Linked DNA regions of Mus musculus: region 1 is linked to region 2. A link is a loop called in an ENCODE intact Hi-C map of the cell type or tissue named here. Cell type or tissue: heart. All regions are shown on one strand. Links, peaks and the distances in the headings refer to the core of each region. The heading gives the core; the rest is flanking DNA.

Evidence for each region. Peaks named below come from ENCODE experiments on the same cell type or tissue, not always from the same donor. Only the 100,000 strongest peaks of a DNase experiment are listed, where the experiment ranks them.
Region 1: it touches region 2 in a loop (5-fold over the local background); 5 of 42 quality-filtered maps call a loop at or near these places.

Annotation. Positions count from the first base shown.
Region 1 is chr16:93,743,202-93,752,629 of GRCm38, forward strand. It overlaps Dop1b (DOP1 leucine zipper like protein B), which reads left to right. Exons shown (of 37, transcript NM_027293.1): 5 at 4,263-4,452; 6 at 5,923-6,021; 7 at 6,689-6,812; 8 at 8,923-9,032. Among named protein-coding and RNA genes, the nearest start is that of Dop1b, 36 kb to the left of the region's middle. In heart, for the core only: a CTCF peak has its summit at 3,973 (motif pointing left); DNase peaks (open chromatin) are centred at 967 and 8,772; H3K27ac peaks cover 367 bases; H3K27me3 peaks cover 834 bases.
Region 2 is chr16:93,677,520-93,686,947 of GRCm38, forward strand. It overlaps Cbr3 (carbonyl reductase 3), which reads left to right and starts at 5,700. Exons shown (of 3, transcript NM_173047.3): 1 at 5,700-6,094; 2 at 7,528-7,635. The coding sequence starts at 5,806. In heart, for the core only: CTCF peaks have their summits at 5,276 and 8,470 (motif pointing right); DNase peaks (open chromatin) are centred at 5,642 and 6,282; H3K4me3 peaks cover 1,995 bases; H3K27ac peaks cover 399 bases; H3K27me3 peaks cover 5,423 bases.

The DNA.
Region 1 (9,428 bases), core at 797-8,796, 66 kb after region 2:
CAAGCTTCCTAAGGTAGATGCTGGTCAAGGTTCCTGTAATCCTGAGTGTGTGTTAAAGGCACAGTGAGGGAGCTGGCTGTACCAGATGGTTTGTACTGTTTCTGTTGTTCTGAGAACCAGATCCCTGAGCCCTTAGGATTAGAGCAGCATCCCCCAGCCAATAATTGTCACGCACAGATAGGAAGAGGAGGATGCCAGGGTCACAGCATCCGTGCTGGGAGATGTTGCGAAGGGCTGGGCTAGGCCCAGCTGCGAGGTGAGGTAACCCACTGCTTCCATGTAGGTGGGGACTAATCCATCTGTGCTTCTCAGTGAGCGCAAACAAACGGGCCTCTCGGTCAGTGCCCGATGGTATCATCATCCTGGCTGTCTCTACTTCACTTTGCCAAGAAATCAAGATTAGAAGAAGAAAACACTCCTTTCTCAGAGCAGGGGAGGTGAGTGCCTTGATGGCTGTAAGAGAGCAGAACTTGAGACCAGGTGTGGTGACACACTCGTGTGATCCTAACACTAGCGGGGCTGAGGCAGAACCAGCCAGGATTACAGAGCAACTCCAGGCCAATGTTGGTTGTACACAGTGAATCCTGCCTTAGAAATCCACTGGGAGTGGGAAAGGGGAAAAGGAAGGGGACGTGACATACTAGAGATGACTGTTTAGATCAGTGCTCTGGAGTGTACACAGGTAATCCCAGATTCAGGAGGTAGAGGCAGGAGGATCACCCTGAGTTTGAAAATAGCCCCCACTACATAGTGAGACCCTGTCCCAACAACAGGAACAGCACAGTCAATGGCTCTTCACCAGGAGGGAAAGCTCAGCAGGCCCTGGGACTCTGTCTGGTTGGGGAGGGTGGAAAGGGCTACTGCTGCGTATGGCAGGGGCCTACAGTGCTGCAGGCATCTAGGTTCACTATCTGCTCCTGGGACAAAGCCAGCCCCGACTCAGCAGTGTTAGGTTGAGAACGCTGATTCATCTGGTTTTGAGACTGCTTCCTATGTTTCCCCACTGGTCTTCAGTCCCAGGGATCCTGTGGTCCTGTCACTAGCAGGCACTAGCTGCCATTAGCCAGCAGGGGAGTGCAGGGCTGCTCCTGCACTTAGTTAGAAATGCTAACTTGAATACCTGATGGCGGCCCAGTCAAGACAGGTAGGGCACACATGGCTACTGACCTCTGGCCGTTAACTCTCTCTTAGTGTTCTGTGGGTGAGAGGCTGATGGTAGTAACTCCTGCTGCTGTTGTAGGAAATAGTTAACCTCACACAACTTTTATTATTATAATAAGCCTTAATCAGCACTAGAGCTGAGCAGACATCTACCCTATCTATTTCCTCATCAATAACTCCAAGTTATAATTTACCTTGTTCCATCTGGGCAGCTCTTAACTCCAGTTGGCTGGTTCTCGTGGCTGTTTTCATGATTCACCTACCCCATGGCAGCTTCCTCCTCTTTCCACCTTCCTCTCTTCTTTGTGCTCCATCTCAGACCCCGAGCCCAGGAACCCCAAACCTCACCTACGTCTCTTCTGCCCAGCCACTGTCCTTGGTTTTTGATGGTGGACCCTGCCCTTTTGCACTTTGGGGATGGTCTGTTGCAAATGGAAGGGCTCAGTGTCAGTAAGGAGAGTGTGTGTGTGTGTGTGTGTGTGTGTGTGTGTGTGTGTGTGTATACATACACATATGTGTGTACGTGTATGTTCTCAGGCTCAGTGGGTTTTATCTAGGTCGGGGCAGGGAGTTCCTCAGATAGCCCTGTGGTAAGGAGTCTCTAACACACTGAGGAGCCTCACCTCCCAGGGCAGAGGCTGCCCGACAGGTCTGTGTCCCAGGCACACGACGACTGCTCTGACCAGATAATCATATCATGCAGCTGTCGAGCATTGCTTCTGCCCGACACTGCGGCTCTTGCTGAGCAGAGCCAAGCTCTGTTTGTCTGGTCAGCTTTTAATAGAAGCCCAATCAATACCTTCAGCCACAAAACCATTCTGTGTACTTTCCCTGAGCCCTTGGCTTGACTTACACCTCCTCGTGCTTTTTATTAAATCCAATTGTCATTCCCTGCAAATATTTTATGAGACCTTAGGATTTAGGCTCATTTAACACTTGTATTAACTTTTCATCCTTCGGCAGTTTCATTCATATATATATATACACACACACACACACACACACACACACACACACACACACAATATTTTTTATTCCCTTTGGCCCTCTCAGTCCCCCATCCCAGTAAGACCCCACTACATTCATGTCTTCCTTATGTGTGACCTATGGAGTTTGAACAGGGTTTTCTGAAGAGCATAGGCGCATGGTTATTTGCTGGAGTACGGGCAATCTAGGAATGGCCACGCCCATGTAGATCATCAATCTTAACTATAGGTAGCCCCTCACAGAGGGGTGGGGCACTGAGCTTTCCCTTCTCTGATGAACTGTCAGTAGTCCCACCTTTTGCCTGTCTCATGCAGGTGACCACGGGTGCAGGGTGAGCTTGTGAGGTCATAGGCCCTGTCACACCCAGAAGTCACTGTCCCAGCCCCTAGCTCTCACAGTCTGTCCACCTCTTGAGCCTTGGGAGGAGGGTGATATAGGGGCTCTGTCTGGGACAGGCATTCGACAGCCATTTATTCTACATTTTGGTCAGCCATGAGTCTCTGTATTAGTTGCCTAGACTCATTTTTATAAGGATAACAGAATCAGTTGGGGTTTTTTTGTTTTTTGTTTTGTTTTTGGTTTTCGAGGTAGGGTTTCACTGTATAGCCCTGGCTGTCCTGGAACTCACTTTGTAGACCAGGCTGGCCTCGAACTCAGATCCACCTGCCTCTGCCTCCCAAGTGCTGGGATTAAAGGCGTGCGCCACCACCACCTGGCTCAGAATCAGTTTTTAATGTATAAATGTAGTATATATTTGGAGGAAGTATTTTTTTCCTTTTATTTGTTTTTGAAATCAAAAAAGCAAACTCAAGGTGGTTGGTGTGGGGTGGTCTTCACAGTGCAAACTGAGTGTCACCATCACCTGGCACTTGGGACCACACAGGGACTGGGCACTCTCGGGATATCTAGCACTGTAGCCTGTGTATGCACTCTGCTGCCCTGTGCGGAGTTTTCACACAAGCACTCCCATTCCACCTCTGCGAGGGGCAGCGACTCTTGGCTCCATCTCTTGGCCAAGTGTAGATCCGTGATGAGATAAGCCTGCTCCAAGTCCCATAGCCAGGATTTGAACACAGGGGCTGAGCTGGGAAACCCCGTGAGCTGCTCCTCACAGTGAGCTGGCCCTGGCCACCTTTCCCCCTGCTCCCTTGCAGGTAGGAAGCCTATGAGAAATGCTAAGTGATGAGTCAGCTCAGCATGCGGTGACCTCTCTGCCAGTCACTGGCGGCCTCTCACCAGCCCACATGTGGTTTTCAATACCAGCACCGCAGAGCAGGGCCCCACTTCAGTGTCCTTGGAAAAACAGGCCTGATCTACTGAAAGAGACGCGTCATGAGCTGCTGACTGCGTCCCGTCACAGGAGGATTGAGTGAAGATAAGAGATGTGCCAAGCCAGATGGCTGACACCTGTGACCCCAGCACTCAGGCAGATCCCAAAATAAAGGGGTCTGGGGGCTAACAAGTGGCCCAGTAGTTAGGATGGCTGCTACCAAGCCTTGTGTCCCGAACCTAATACCCAGGACCCACATGGTGGAAGAAGAAGAGCAACTTCTCCAAAGGAGAGAACCAGCTTTTTCAGGTTGTCCTCTGACCTAACCAAGTCTGCTGTGCATGAGTGCACATATATATATTATTTATATATATACCGCCATACACACTCATACACTACACACACGTGCATACACACATGCACGCAGGTGTACTAATTAAATAGGTGGGGCTAGAGGGATGGCTCAGCAGTTAAGAGCACTTGCTGCTTTAAGAGGCCTGGAGTTTGGTTCTGTAACTCCACCTTTAGGGTATCCAGTGCCCCCTTCTGGCCTGCACAGGCACCTGCAGTCCTATGCACATACAGACACACAGACATATATAGACATAATTAAAAATAAATCTATTTATAATGTTATAAAGAGGACAGTGACTCACTGAGTAAGGTACTTGCTGTCAGGCCCAGCAACCTGAATTCCATTCCCAGACCCTGAAGAGGGTCTGCGTGCCTCATGTGTGACTGGTCACATATTCCTGACTTTTCCTCAGGATGGACTTCATGGGTGGTGCTCACACGGTGCAGAAGGTGGGAAGAAACCTGAAACCTTGTCATCTTTCACCAACAGAACTGACGCCCTGCTCCTGAGACTGTCTGTGGTTGTGGGGCGAGAGGTGTTCTATGCTGCCCTGTGGGGCAGCGTTCTGACAAGCCCTTCCATCCGCCTCCCTGCCTCCTTATTTGTGGTGAACCACATCAGCAGGGACTCACCAGGCAAGGAGCAGAAGTGCATGCTGGGTACTGATTACCAGCTCACGGTAGGTGCCTCACTGTCCGAGAGGGGTGGGTGTGGCTTCTCCATCAGGGAGAATCAGGCAGTGAGGACATTCCAAGACTGAATGTGTGTGATGATGGTGAGCTGTGAAGCAGGGTGAGGGGCAGCTGCCATACATAAGGATGGTTTGCTTTCCATTTAACATTTTATACTTGTGTGTGTGTGTGTGAGAGAGAGAGAGAGAGAGAGAGAGAGAGAGAGAGAGAGAGAAGAGTAGAGTCCAGAAGAAGATGTTGGCACTCTGGGAGCTGACATGGGTACTGGGAACTAAAACCAGGCCCTGTCCTGTGGAAGTGCAGCACAGACTGCCCACTGAGCCAACTCTCCCGCCCTGGCAGCATAGCTCCTCCGTGGCCAATGGCTGTGTGCACAGGTACTCAGCAGCCTCTGCCGTATGTGCCTCTAGTCTCGTCTCCTCCCATGCCCTGCGTCAGTCACTCCCTCCTTGCTCATGTGGAAACTGCCTCTTCCCCTGCTCCAATGTCCTGATGACTCCTGACCCTGCTTTCTGCCCCAGTCGGTCCTCTTTGGCTGCCCTCACACCTAAAGCTCCAGGTTTCCCAGCCTCCTTCTCCAGGCCCGTGAAGGTCATCTGCCTTCCCTGGCAGCTCCAAACCTCCCCATAAATTTTGTAATGTGAGCATCCCAGACCTTTATCTTTCCCAACCCGGCCATGCCTCCTATCACCACCTGGTAGTGGACCCAAACTTTAAATAATGTTCTCAGATTAAATCAATGGATTACGAAGTCTGGAGCTAGCAGGCGTTGCTGTCTGCTGAGGGTTGGTAGAACTTTCCCACAAGATCTTTCTTAGGACCACGTGATGGAATTGAAGAGCCCCTCAGGTTGTGACTGGGATATCGGAGATCCCTGTGCGCATGTCTCCCACTTTCCTGCCTGTGGATCTGGCCTGCTTGTCATCTGACCAGCCTACGTCTCTCTTGGGCCAGCAGCCCTCCCACCGGCATCCTCTACCCCACTCTCACCAGCTCTTTAGAGATTGCTTTTGTAAAGGGTGGCTTTGCGCACACCTGTCCTGTGCTTGTGGCTCTGTGGCTCACACAGTCCCAGTTCAGGACTTCCTAGTTGTCTGCTCCCAGCTGATGGATCACCTGTTCGCCCCACAAGCCTGTGTGTGTGTGGCTTTCAGCCTCAGTGCACCCGTCCCCTCCTGAGGCACTGAGAGACGCCTTTATTGAGAGAGGACACTTACTTGGTCGGTACTGTCTTGACTTGGGGTCCACTGGACCATGCGTCTTCGTTTGGTTTTACGTGAGGTTCCTATGGTCGTATAGCCCCATAGTCCCTAGAGCTCAGAGCCCTGTTCTCATCTCCTGTGTGGCCTAATGCCACGTCAAGAATCCCAGCCTAGGTGACTTAGTTTTATGGCTGCATAGCATAGACACAGAGTGTCAGGTGTCTCTGGAACAAGCACTGTGGTGTGTCATTTCAGGTGAGATCCCTGTGTGCTTCACTGCTAGACGCCAATGTTCTTGTGCAAAGAAATAACCTGGAGATCATCCTGTTTTTCTTCCCGTTTTATACCTGCCTGGTGAGTCGTGTGTGCCCTTCTGGACACTTCCCTGTCACTTCAAAGGCAAAGGCAGGTGCTGGTGTCACGGAGACTGCTCAGCCACTTGGCAGTCTCTGCTCGCCTCAGACCATCAATGGCCTTTTCTCGTTTTGTGGGCATCATGTGACTTCTCCTGGGAAGAGGTGAGCAGATGCCTCTTCATGCCAGATAGGGCAACAACGAATGGCTAGAGGATGATGTCATCTAGACCCAGCTTGGTGGGGCAGGGGAGGCGATGGTTTTGTTAGGGTCACTAGCAGGAATGTGGGTGACATAGAGGGAAGGGTCTACCCTGGCATTTCAGAGACACAGAGGCTCCCCTGGATACCCCTCTGAGTCTCACAGCCTTCATGGAAGAGTCTCCTCCCCAGCAGCGATACTGCTTATATAGCACTGGGAAGGGACCTCGTGTATCTGATAGCTCCCTTAAAGTTCCCGCAGCTCCCTGTACCTTAGTCTACCCCTCCAGATGGAATGCCAGCAGGCAGGCATTGACTGACTCCTTTGGCGGGGCTGTGTGGGGACAGCCAGCCTCTTGACAGCTATCTTCTGGGGATGGATGGTTAAGTAAAGCCACATGTCAAAAGTTAGAAGCCTGCTCAGCATTCATTCCCTGGAGGTAATGTTCTCTTCGTCCTCCCGATAGGACCCTGAGGAGCGAGCCATCCCTCTTCTCAGACGGGATGTTGTGCACATCCTCTCAGCTGCCACCCAGACACTCCTGAGAAGGGACATGTCTCTCAACAGAAGACTCTACGCCTGGTTACTAGGTACTGAGCAGTGTGTGAGCATGTGCCCCAGAGCTGGTTTGTGGACTAAATGATGCCCTTAGTGATGTCTCTGAATCATGAATTGTGGAAAAACAGCAATGACTAACACAGGCCTGGTCAGTTGAGATTGAACTCTTACGGGAGCTATGGTTATCTGCAGCTGTTTGTTTGTTTGTTTGCTTAGAAAAGTAAGGAAAGTTTTAAAATTCCAGATGAGTTTCAATTTAAGAGCCAGACAGAAATACCAGAAATCTGCAGCTAAATTATATTTAATGAGAAGCCTGTATAACAAGATCAGGAGAATCCCTGGACTGCATCCCTTGCAGTGTTTATGTATTCAACTTGCAAACTTATAGGCAGCCCTTGGCTGTTGGTCGGAAGACTCCCAGGAACAGAGCTCAGGGACTTAGAGGTCAAAGGAAAGCATTTTTATGTATAACTTCCTATGTTTATTTATGTGTGTTAAGAAAGTAAGCAGTGTGGACAGAACATGAAGCTTCAAGTGTGTTCAGCGGGTTCCCGACCCCTGAGCCTCACCCCAGCCCCTCCACAGCTTCCCTTGATCTCCAGGGTATATATGGATCTTACCACACTGATCTCAGGATCCGCCTCAGTGTTCCTTGTCACTTCCCCCTAGTTGTGAGATGTGCAAAGTCACTGTAAGGAAGCGTCTATGAGCACTCATTTCAAGATGAGTAACTGCAGGCTCGTGATATTTTGTTGTTGGTATTTTGGGGGCGGGGGCAGGATTTCTTGTGTCTCAGGCTGGCCTTGAATTTACAGGAGAGCCTTAGACCTTGTACTTCTGGTCCTCCAAGCCTCTGCCTCCCAAGTGCTGTGATTACAGGCATCAAGACAGTGTATACAGCACTGGGCAGGGGTGGGGGTGGGGTCTCTTTGGAAATTTTAGACTTTCTAAAAATTGTATGTGTGGCCGGGCGTGGTGGTGCACGCCTTTAATCCCAGCACTTGGGAGGCAGAGGCAGGCAGATTTCTGAGTTTGAGGCCAGCCTGATCTACAAAGTGAGTTCCAGGACAGCCAGGGCTATAGAGAAACCCTGTCTCGAAAAACCAAAAAAAAAAAAAAAAAAAAAAAAAAAAAAAAAAAAAAATTGTGTGTGTGTGTGTGTGTGTGTGAGAACATATGAATGTTGACTGTATTTGAGCATATAAGTGCAGTGCCTACAGAGGCCAGAGGAAGCTGCCATATTTCCCGGAGCAGGGAGTTACATGCTGTTGTGAGCCTCGTACCATGGGTGCTGGGAGCTGATCTCAGGTCTCTGCAAAAACAGTATGTGCTCTTAACCTCTGAGGCATGCTCCAGGCCCTCTTTAAGATTTATTTGGTTGTTTTTTGAAGGATGAGTTTGTAAGTGCTCATCTGTTAGAACATGGGATTCTAGCTGGGTGGTAGTACACGCCTTTAATCTCCCGCAATCAGGAGGCAGAGGCAGGTAGATCTCCGAGTTTGAAGCCAGCTTGGTCTATAGGACAGCCAGCACTGCACAAAGGAACTCTGTCTTGAAGAAGAAAAGGAAGGAGGAGGAAGAGGAGGAGAAGGAGGAGGAGGAGAAGGAGGAGGAGGAGGAGGAGGAGGAGGAAGGTGGCAGTCTGTGTATAGGGAAAGTGCCAGGCCTTGCTTATCTGTGACTGGGAACCTCGAGTTTCTGCTTATTCCACAAGGATGGTCTTCCTTATCCTGAAGATGCACTAACTGACCCAGAGCCCAGATGAGGGCATGCAGACAGACAGGCAGGCAGGCAGGCGGTCTGCCTTGCTGTCAGGTAGTGCTGGGGAAGTCAATCCCAATGGAGAACGACCTCTGTTGCAGCTATAAACATGCTGTAGAAGGGCAGTGAGTGGTTGGGCAAACTAGGCTGATGCTGGCTGGGCTGGGAGTCTCCCTGCCTGCTCCTTAGCCAGGACACCACTGTCAGATGCGGCTCCGTGGAGGGCACTTCCTACTGCATGCCCCTCCCTGAGAAGGGAGGTGTGACTCTGTCTGACTTTGCCTGTCTGTTGAAGGAATTGTACTTACTAAAATACCACAGCAGGAAGCTTTTGCACAATACCGTATCTTTTTACAGCTTGTGGTGTTTATTCTTTTATAGGTTCAGACATTAAAGGAAATACCATTGTGCCAAAATCTGAAATTTCAAATTCTTACGAAGACCAATGCTCATACTTTTTTGATAAATACTCCAAGGATCTTTTAGTTGAGGTAAAACCATTTCTAAAAATGGAAATTTGACCATAATTAGAACATTTCCCATTAAAGTATTTTTCTTTTTTTCTTCCTTTCTGTTTTTTGGGCTGGGTTGGGTTGGGTTGGGTTTTTTGGTGGTGGTGGTGGTGGTGGTGGTGGTGGTGATGGTGGTGGTGATGGTGGTGGTGGTGATGGTGGTGGTGGTGGTGGTGGTGGTATTTCTTTAAGTCAGTGTCACATTTCCCACATTGGCCTTAAACTCACTGCATAGCCTAGGATGACTGTGAACTTCCAATCCTCCAGCCCACCTCCAAAGCGCTGGTGTGTGCCACTGTGTCTAGTTTATACAGTGCTAGGCACTGAACCAGGACTTCATATGTGCCCGGCAGGCAATCCATCCACTGATCCTTA
Region 2 (9,428 bases), core at 968-8,967:
AGTGAAATAAACCCTTTCCTCCCCACGTTGCTTTTGGTCACGGTGTCTCATCACAGCAAGTGTAGCCCTGATTGAGATGTCAACCCAGCACGTGGATTCTGGAATAATTCTGTGACCTGAGGAACCCTCAAACAAGGGCTCGGCATCTACCACCATGTCAAAGAAATGATGGGGTCAACCCAAGTGGCAGCAGGTTCCACACGTTCCCTCGTCCCCTAAGCATTTTTTTAAAAATCTAACTCTTTAGACGTACATGTATATGTATATCTGTGTACCGTGTACATGCCTGGTGCCCACATAGGACACTTCTGCAGAGGGCACTGGAGACCCTGCAATGAAGTTCCGGGTGGATGGAAGCTGCCAATTGGGTGCAGAATCAGACACGGGTCCCGTGCAGAACGTCCAGAGCTGTTCTGGCCGACACACATTTCCCTCCCCACAACCCCCAAACGTTTTTACTGTAGGAACTTACAGCCGTCACTACACCCAGCACTGTAATCATTACAAGAGAACAAAACTGTGGTACTGAGAGATTGGGAGCCTTGCCCAGAGACACACCGAAGATAGCAGAGACGGCATCAGGCTCATGGGGCATGGGGCTTCACTCGTGAATATGCCTGTACCCATCGGGGCACTCATCTATTTAAGGTGCAGGTGAAGGGCCATCTGTGGACATCCAGTTCCACAGATATGCAGCAGTGGTCTCAGAAGAGAACTTTAGTTGGTTAAGACTCGATTCTTACCCTGTGATTAAGAAATATAGCAGGTCTTGGACTGGAGACGTGGCTCAGCGGTTAAGAGCACTGGCTGCCCTTCCAGAGGTCCTGAATTCAATTCCAAGCAACTACATGGTGGCTCACAACCATCTGTAATGGGATCTGATGCCCTCTGCTGGCATGCAGGTGTACATGCAGATAGAGCACTCATATACATACAGCAGGTCTCTAGGTAAGGTGGAATGTGTGATTCCTGAACTCATGTGGTTTCAGTAAGCCACCTTGTAGAGGGAAGGGGCAGGGAGGCTGGGATGGGAGGAGAGGATTCATAGATTCAATGAGAACAGAGACAAGTTAGGACGTTCATCATATTAATTAAAAACTCTCCAGGGAGTAGGGTGTTTCTCCAAATTCACCAGGTACAGAATTATCACATAACCCGTCTGTACTGCACCTGGGAATATTCCGCATACCACAGGGGTACTTACACCTTCATGGTCACTGAGGCCTTAGACCAGCCAAGCCAGGAACCAGTCTAGACACTCACTTAAAGGCAAATGGAGAAAGAAAATGAGGGGTGTGTACACAGTGGAGTTTTATTTAGCCACAAAGAATGAAATTATGCCATTTGCAGGAAAATAAGTAGAACTGGAGAAAGAACCTTGTGCTAAGTGAAATAACTGTGTACAAGGGCAGATGCTGCCCGTTGTCTTTACTTGAACACCAGACTGATGTATGTGTGACATGAAGCAGAAGGAGGACTGTCGACGTGGAGAAGAAAGGAACTAAAGGGAGTGGTGACAGGAGAGTTTTGGAGGTGACAATGCGCAGAGCAGTGCACAGGTGTGAAAACATGTCGATGGAACACGCTGTTTTGGATGACGACAAAAAAGGGAGATTCCATCAAACCATAAGAACCCATCATGACCCGGAAAATATGCATGCATTTGAGAGTGTCCGACCGTCGTGGTAAGTCTGTGTGTCTGTCCCACAGCTTCCCCTCCACTGTTCAGTAGATAGGGACCCAGCCAGCCAAGGTTTCCATAAGACACCTGGCATCAGGCAGCTTTGTCTTCCCACACGCTCTGCTCTCCAATTATTCTGTCTCCACTAATCTGTGCCTTTCTCTGAGATAATTATTGTTACGTAAAAGGCTTTAGCATCGTTCAGCTTTTGTAACTGTTTTTAAGAGACAGGTTTTTCCAGGCAAGAGAGCACAGACTTGTGAGCTCAGCACGTGGGAGACTAAGACAGGAGGATGAAGATCCAGAGCATACCAGGGGGCAAAGCACGGGACTTGGGAGGACAAAGAATGAAAGAAAACACTGCTTTACTGACTTGCCCAGGCTGGTCTTAAACTCTTGATCTGAAGTCACTCCCCTGCCTCATTCTCCTCCCTTGGCAACCTACAGGGCATGCACTGCTATGTCCCAGTGTGTTTGATACTGTTTGTAAAAGATGCCACTAGAGTTTATTCTCTGCTTTCAATAGAGTTATTAAAGCTCATAGCAAGGTCATCAGAGAACCTTAACTAAATAGTTAGAATTAAAAGAAGTTTTAAAAAAAAATAGCATTGGTCCAAAAAGGTATCAAAAGGTAAGTTGGAAGGAGCTGATGGTGTATTTCAGCAGCTAATCATGTCTGCACTGCACTCTGGTTCCAGCACCCAACCCCAAAAATCAATATTTAAATGCCACCAGGTAGCACTTTAAGGGAAACGTGTAAACTATACTGCCTGAACTAGAAAAGAGGAAATATCTCAAACCAGCAACCTTGGCTTCCAGTTCAAGAGACATATGAGTATATTGAGCCCAAAGTGGGCAAAAACAGGAAATAAAAATCAGAAAATAAATAAAAATAATCAGGGGAAATGGAGAAAAGAGGATCAAGAACAGTAAATGTTGGTTGCTTGGGAAATTTTCTTTTAAAGATGTTAAATCTCTGCCAGACTCACTAGGGGGAGAGAAGGATGAAAAGCCAGACGGTGGTCTGTGCCTGTGGACCCAGTACCCCGCCTAGAGGCTGAGACTGAAGGATTGTTTGAACCAGGAGTTCAAGACCAACCTGGGCAACACAGTGGGACCCTATCTCCCAAACAAAGCACCGGGGTTGTATCAGAATTTGAAAAATCAGAAACAGTGTGCGGTAAGTGCCTATAATTCCAGCAGGATGTAGACGGGAGTTCAAGGTCATCCTTAGCTGAACTCATGGTCAGGCTGGCCAGCAAAAGAGTGCATGTCTTAGTAGGGAGGGAGACAGACTGGGAGGAGGGAAAGAGGGAGGAAGGGAGAGAGGGAAAGAGGGAGGGAAGGAGGGAGGAAGGGAGAGAGGGAAAGAGGGAGGGAAGGAGGGAGGAAGGGAGAGAGGGAAAGAGGGAGGGAGAGAGGAGAAACAATAGTATTATGTTCCTTTAAAAATATATATTTTGTTTTATTTCATGTCTCTGTGTGCTTGTGTGTGTGTGTGTGCCTGTGTGTGTGTGTGTGTGTGTGTGTGTGTGTGTGTGTGTGTAGGTTCCAGATCACTTGCAAGAGTCAATTCTTTCCTTCTACCTTGTTGACCTCAGTGATCAAACTCAATTCATCAGGCTTGGTGACAAGTGCCTTCCCCCTTTGTTTAATAATCACAGAGAACCACACCCTCACCAACAACTTCCTACTTGAGAGGTGTCCTGGTGTCCTATGAAATCCTTGCTGCTGGATGTCCACAACACAGCAATCTCACCAGCCTCAGAGTATGGACTTAACACAGGTCTCCATTTCCCCCCAGGCATTGACATAAAAGCCACAGCTCTCACCCTTTTTGTTTGGTTGGTTTGGGGTTTTGCTTGTTTGTTTTTCCAGGCAAGGTTTCTCTGTGTAACCCTCCCTGGCTGTCCTGGAACTCAATTTGTAGACTAAGCCAACCTTAAAGTCAGAGATCTGCCTGCCCATGCCTTCCAATTGCTGGAAATAAAGGCATGCACCACCACCACCTGCTCTCAGCTCTGATCCTAAAGAAATTTATCCTGGGGGCATTTTGAGTGACCACGGCCTGGAAACACAGAATTAGGATCCCCAATTTATGTTCCAACTCAGAAGCACTTTCCCGAGGGTTTTATAGTTTCCCAGAGGATGTCATGAATCTTTGAAATCCATGGATGGGCACAGCAGAGAGGCAGGTACAGTGAGACGGAGCTGTTCTGTGGGCCCAAGATGCTACCTCAGGACATTCTTAGCTCTCGGATTGCTGGAAGCCAGTGTCCCACCGCGTCAGTAGCATCTAAGAGGCTTTTATTTATTATCACGAGATGTTGGCTCAGATTTGACAAGGAGAAGTTGTTCCAGAAGCTAAACCTAGTCCAAGATACTTAACCTCTGAACCTGCAGAATCCCAGTCTCCCCACAGCAGCCTGTCCTTCAGTCTCTTCAGGCACAGAACTCCTTCCAGGAGTCTTGTAGACAGCCAGGCACAACTTCTTCTCAGGAATTCTCATTCACAAGGATATGCTAGGCAAGTGCTCCATCACCGAACTACACTCTGAACTCCCCACTGGTCTTTAGGAGAGAAAGCAGAAAAAGTTGTCCCGGACTCTGTAAATGTTACTCCCATTGCTGCCTTGATCACATAACCAAAGAAAAAGCGATTTAAGAGCGGGTTTATCCTGGCTCACAGTTCGAGAGTCCAACACTGTGGGGTCCTAACCACATGAGCATAAGACAGATGGTCAAACTGTGTGTGGGGGTTGGGAGGAAGGGGGCGGGGTTCCCGTGTATGCAGAGGTCAGAGGTTGACAAATGTCTTCTGCTATTCATCTCTTCCTGATTCTTTGAGGCAGGGTCTCTCACTTGAACCAGACCTTGCAGACTTGGCTAATCAGCTCGCCTCCGGAAATCCTGCTTCTGGGGTCACACAGCAGCCACACTGCCCCACGTTGTGTGGAGCGGGGATTTGAACTCTAGTCCTCATAACCTTCACCCACGGAGCCAGCTCCACAGCCTTGGCCCAGCTCACTTTCTCCGTTTCATTCAGTCCAGCATCCCAGTCCCTGGAACGGTACTGAGCTTAGGGTGGGCCTCCTACCCCAGTCAGCCTAACTGAGAAACTCCCTCAGAGACAGGCTGAGAGAGAGGTCTGTCTCCTAGATCCTCTCAAGTTAACATCACAGGCAGGCTAGGCCCCCACAGAGCTCACCTTCCTCACCTCATTTGAAACAGAAGGTGGAGTCCGTAATAAGAGGCTAAGGCAGTTTGGCCGGATCAGCTCGGGAAACGCTGAATCACTGTGAGTGAGGACTTAATTGTCCTTCAACCTCACAATCCCTAGCCAAGTAGGATCAGCACAGACTCGATTCCACCCAAGAAGGGAGGAGGTCTGATTGCGTGCCCACACTTAGACACGCCTGGAATTTTGTTCGTAGGTTCAGCATCTCCTTGGGAGATGACTCGCATAGACTGAGACCAATGCAGATCTATCTGCATACCCAGTACACTTGGAATAAACCAAAGACCGGCACTGAGGACTCCCGTACTACTCAAAACAGTTCGATAAACATGAGCCTTCTCTCCCACGTGGGGGCGCACCGAGACCTCCAGCCGCGAGGGCTCGCCCACACCTGTTCAGTCTACTCCCAGGCACTGTTCCCTGAAGTCCCTGAGCAAACCGCGGGGTGTGTTAAGTAATCTCAGAGCGAGTTCCGCAGAAGCAAACATTTGCATTCTGCAGAGAACGACGGGTTCTCGCCCAAGAAAATTACGGAGCATTTGTTTTCCTCCTTTTGAAGTTTCCCCAAAATAGTTGTTTCAATCCGACTGCCACGAGTCCTGCTGACCCCTTCCTTTGGGAGCAGCGCTTGTCCCTGACCACTGCTTAGCTCGGAACCAGGATCTCTACACTGGCCGGCGGGCGGGCGGGCAGGCGAGCGGGAGGAGGCGGACCCTTCGGGAACAGACGGCTCCTCCTCAGAGGGGAGGGACAGGCTTCTCAAGGCCTTGCTCTCTAGCAGTCGCAGCGCCGGGTCCCAGAATCTAGTCCTACGCCACGGTTTTGACCACGCGTGACCCGCTGCCCAGCCGGCCCGGCCATCAGGTGGTCCGTGTGTCCCTCTGACATGTCGTCCTGCAGCCGCGTGGCCCTGGTAACTGGGGCTAACAAAGGCATCGGCTTTGCGATCACGCGTGACCTGTGTCGGAAATTCTCCGGGGACGTGGTGCTCACGGCGCGGGACGAGGCGCGGGGCCGCGCGGCGGTGCAGCAGCTGCAGGCGGAGGGCCTGAGCCCACGCTTCCACCAGCTGGACATCGACGACCCGCAGAGCATCCGTGCGCTGCGCGACTTTCTGCGCAAGGAGTACGGGGGACTTAACGTGCTGGTCAACAACGCGGGCATCGCCTTTAGAAGTAGGTGTGGGGCTCCAGGAGGAGGTGTCCCGGGGTTTTCCGAGGGTGCTGGGCAGTGAGCCTCTGGGATCCGGAGGCTGCGCCATCCCGCCTGGGTGCACCCGGCTCGCGCTCTGCGTGGCGAGTTCCCCCGTGCGGTGACTCGGGTGCGGGCCCGCCCAGGCACCCCACTCCATGCCCGACCCGGCCGGCGGCCTGTGCGGGCCTGTGCTCCGCCGGAGGCCCTCCTTGGAACTTTCAGCTGCGCCTGTTTGGAAGAAAACCGGTCTCTTGGGAGGGGACCACGCCTTGTCAAGCTCATCAGCTTTCTGTCCCACGCACGAAGGCTTTTCTCAGAGAAGGGTCTTCCAAAAAAATAGGGTTGGAGCTTTCGCTTCGCGTGAAACAAGGGCGAATTCATAGATGCCAGTAGATATCTGCTGAGGACAGGAAATGGGTCGCCCGGACACAATTAGCGCCCTGGCACGATAGTGGGTTTCCTACCCGCTTTAATGGAGCGTTTTGAGAGGCTCTGGCAAAAAGGAAGCGAGCTCTGCTTCCCTCCTCCTCGGGGAACTAGGTTTGTTATTAAACTTGCAAGTGCGGTTTGGAAATCATCTTCCTTTAGGGGAAAAAAAACCCAAAAAAACAAAACAAGATCGCTTACTCTAACAAATGTCCAATTAGCAAAATTATCCAGTTGCCATGTGCTGGAACTGAAACAAACATTCCAGCTTCACTGAAAATGCTGAGAGAGCCGGAGACTAACGAGGGAGGGAGACTATTGTGCAGCCGAAAACTCTCCAGTTGGCCCTGGACACCCATAGGCGCCTTGCGTGAGAGCCAAGACACCCTTGTACCCGCACTTCCAAACTCTGGCATGTGGGCTTTGGGGAAGGGGAGGGGCGAGCTCACCACCTCAGCCACTCTCAGCGTTGTCGGATGGAAGGTTTGGTGAATTATGGCCCTGGAGGTTCATACTTAAATGTGGGCCATGTGTATGCAAATCTGAGCAGCAGCTGCCCCACCACACAAGCTGAGGTCTTACACCAGCCTCACCAGAGCATCTTTTCCCAACCTCCAGGAACCCTATTCAAGCTTGAGACAGGAAGATCAAAACTGAGTGTTCTTGAGACGCGACATGAGCGTGGCTGATGAGAAACTTGAGGTGTGGACCAGAAAGTTCTTTCCTTATGCTCTTAAGACCTTTAGAATGATCAAGTTCTAGTTTAAAGGTGTGTGTGTGTGTACTTTACAGATGTGTGTATCACCACACTCAGCAAGACTGTCCTAAAGTTAGTACACTTTCCCTTTAGCTGTTATGTGATGAGATCCAACTTGGCCACACGAGTTTCAGAGGAAAATGTAATTCTTTTTTCTTTTCTTTTCTTTTCTTTTCTTTCTTTCTTTCTTTCTTTTTTTTTTTTTTTTTTTTTTTTGTGTGCTTTTCAAAGTGGATGACCCAACACCCTTCGACATTCAAGCTGAGGTGACACTGAAGACGAACTTTTTTGCCACTAGAAATGTCTGCACTGAGTTACTGCCTATAATGAAACCACATGGTAAGTCCAAAGTAGGACTACTGTCCCTCGGGAAGTGGCCCTCGGTCCCTCAAATAGGGCAACCAACAGGGACCACTCAGGGCTGCCATTTGCTTGTGAGATGGAGGGTAAAAACTGCCTTATTTTATCAAGGTGTCTGGCTCTGTACTTGAGCCTTTTGGCTGTGGTTGTCAGAACCCTGTGGTACTGATCAGTTCTTGGGGTCTGTGTCATGAGCTCAACCTCCATCACAGACTGCAGCATGGCCCCAAAGGTCTGTGACAGTCTTAGAGAGTTGCCCTCCTGCCCCCGACATTGCAAGGATGGGCCCACCCCTGACTTATCTGCCATTATAACAGTCCTTCTGTTCCTTTCTTATGTCAAACAAACAAACGAACAAACAAACAAAAAGCTTATGAGAAGGTGTTTTTCTAAATGTTGTCAGCTGAGAGAATCCGAAAGAAGTAGTTTTTTGTGGGGAACACCTTACCTCCAGCCCATGAGGGTTCAATATTTATTATTAATTATCATTAGTTTCCTTCTAATGTTTATTGGGTGCCCACCATTATACCCAGCACTGGTAGTAAAAACTGGGCCCATCATATACAAGAGGACCCTTTCATCCACAGAGCCTGGAGCTGAGCTGGGAGATAGAGATTTTCTAACAAAGACTCTAAGGTGTGAGATGGCCAACTTGATAGAGAGAGGCACTTCTCTGGGGATTTCCCTTTTCTGAGATTGACTGTGGTTCTGAGGGGAAGCGCTGTTGTTTTGTTGTTGTTGTTTTTTTAAGGCTTTAATTTATTTTATGTATGAGTACTCTACCTGTATGTGCATCTGTTCACCAGCAGAGGGCATCAGATCTCATTACAGATGGTTGTGAGCCACCATGTGGTTGCTGGGGACTGAGCTCAGGACCTCTGGAAGAGCAGTCAGTGCTCTTAACCTCTGAGCCATCTCTCCAGCCCCCGGCTATTGTTTTTAAAAAACATAATGTTCAGGGCCAGAGAGAGAGAGTTCGGAGATTAAGAGCACTTGTTGCTCTTGCAGAAGACATGGGCTCAGTTCCCATGGTTTCCTGCACCTATATAGCTCACAGCCATTGGTAACTCCAGTTCCAGAGGATCCAACACCCTATTCTAACCTCTTTGGGCACAGGGCAATGTGCACATACATACATACATACATACAGGCAAAACACTCATACAGACACATAGAATAAATAGAAATTAAAAAATTTAATTTTCTTAATATTTTGAAAGAGAATTAGCTCAGGATTTAGGAGAATTGGGTTCCCGCCCCCCCCCCCTATTTTTTTTTTTTAAACCAGGATCTAACTCTACAGTGTTTTCTGGCCTTGAATTTGCCTTGTAGACCAGGCTGGCCTTGAACCTCTGACGCCTCCCCCTGCCTTTGCTTCCTGGATGCTGGGATCCCAGGCATGCATCCCTATCCCAGCTTATCTGTAAGAAAATGTCAGTCTGAAAACTGTAGTGAGAGCTGAACTTGGACCCCTGCCCGCCACCTGCTCACTCCTCCCTCATTTCTTAGTGGGATGGATTCCCAGGAAGTCTCAGCCCCCCCCCCTCCCCCCCCCCCCCCCCCCCCCCCCCCCCCCCCCCCGCACACACCTGCGATCCCTGAACTCAGAAGCCCAGCTTGGCCTTCACTGCCGATTGCCTGATCGAATAAACTTCATTCTGTTGAAATAAGAATTACAGCATCAAGTGAGAGCCAAGCCATTTTGAAAGTTAAAGGAAAGCTCTCAGAGGTAGGGGGAGGGGCAAGAACCAGGTGAACCATCTTTAATCAAG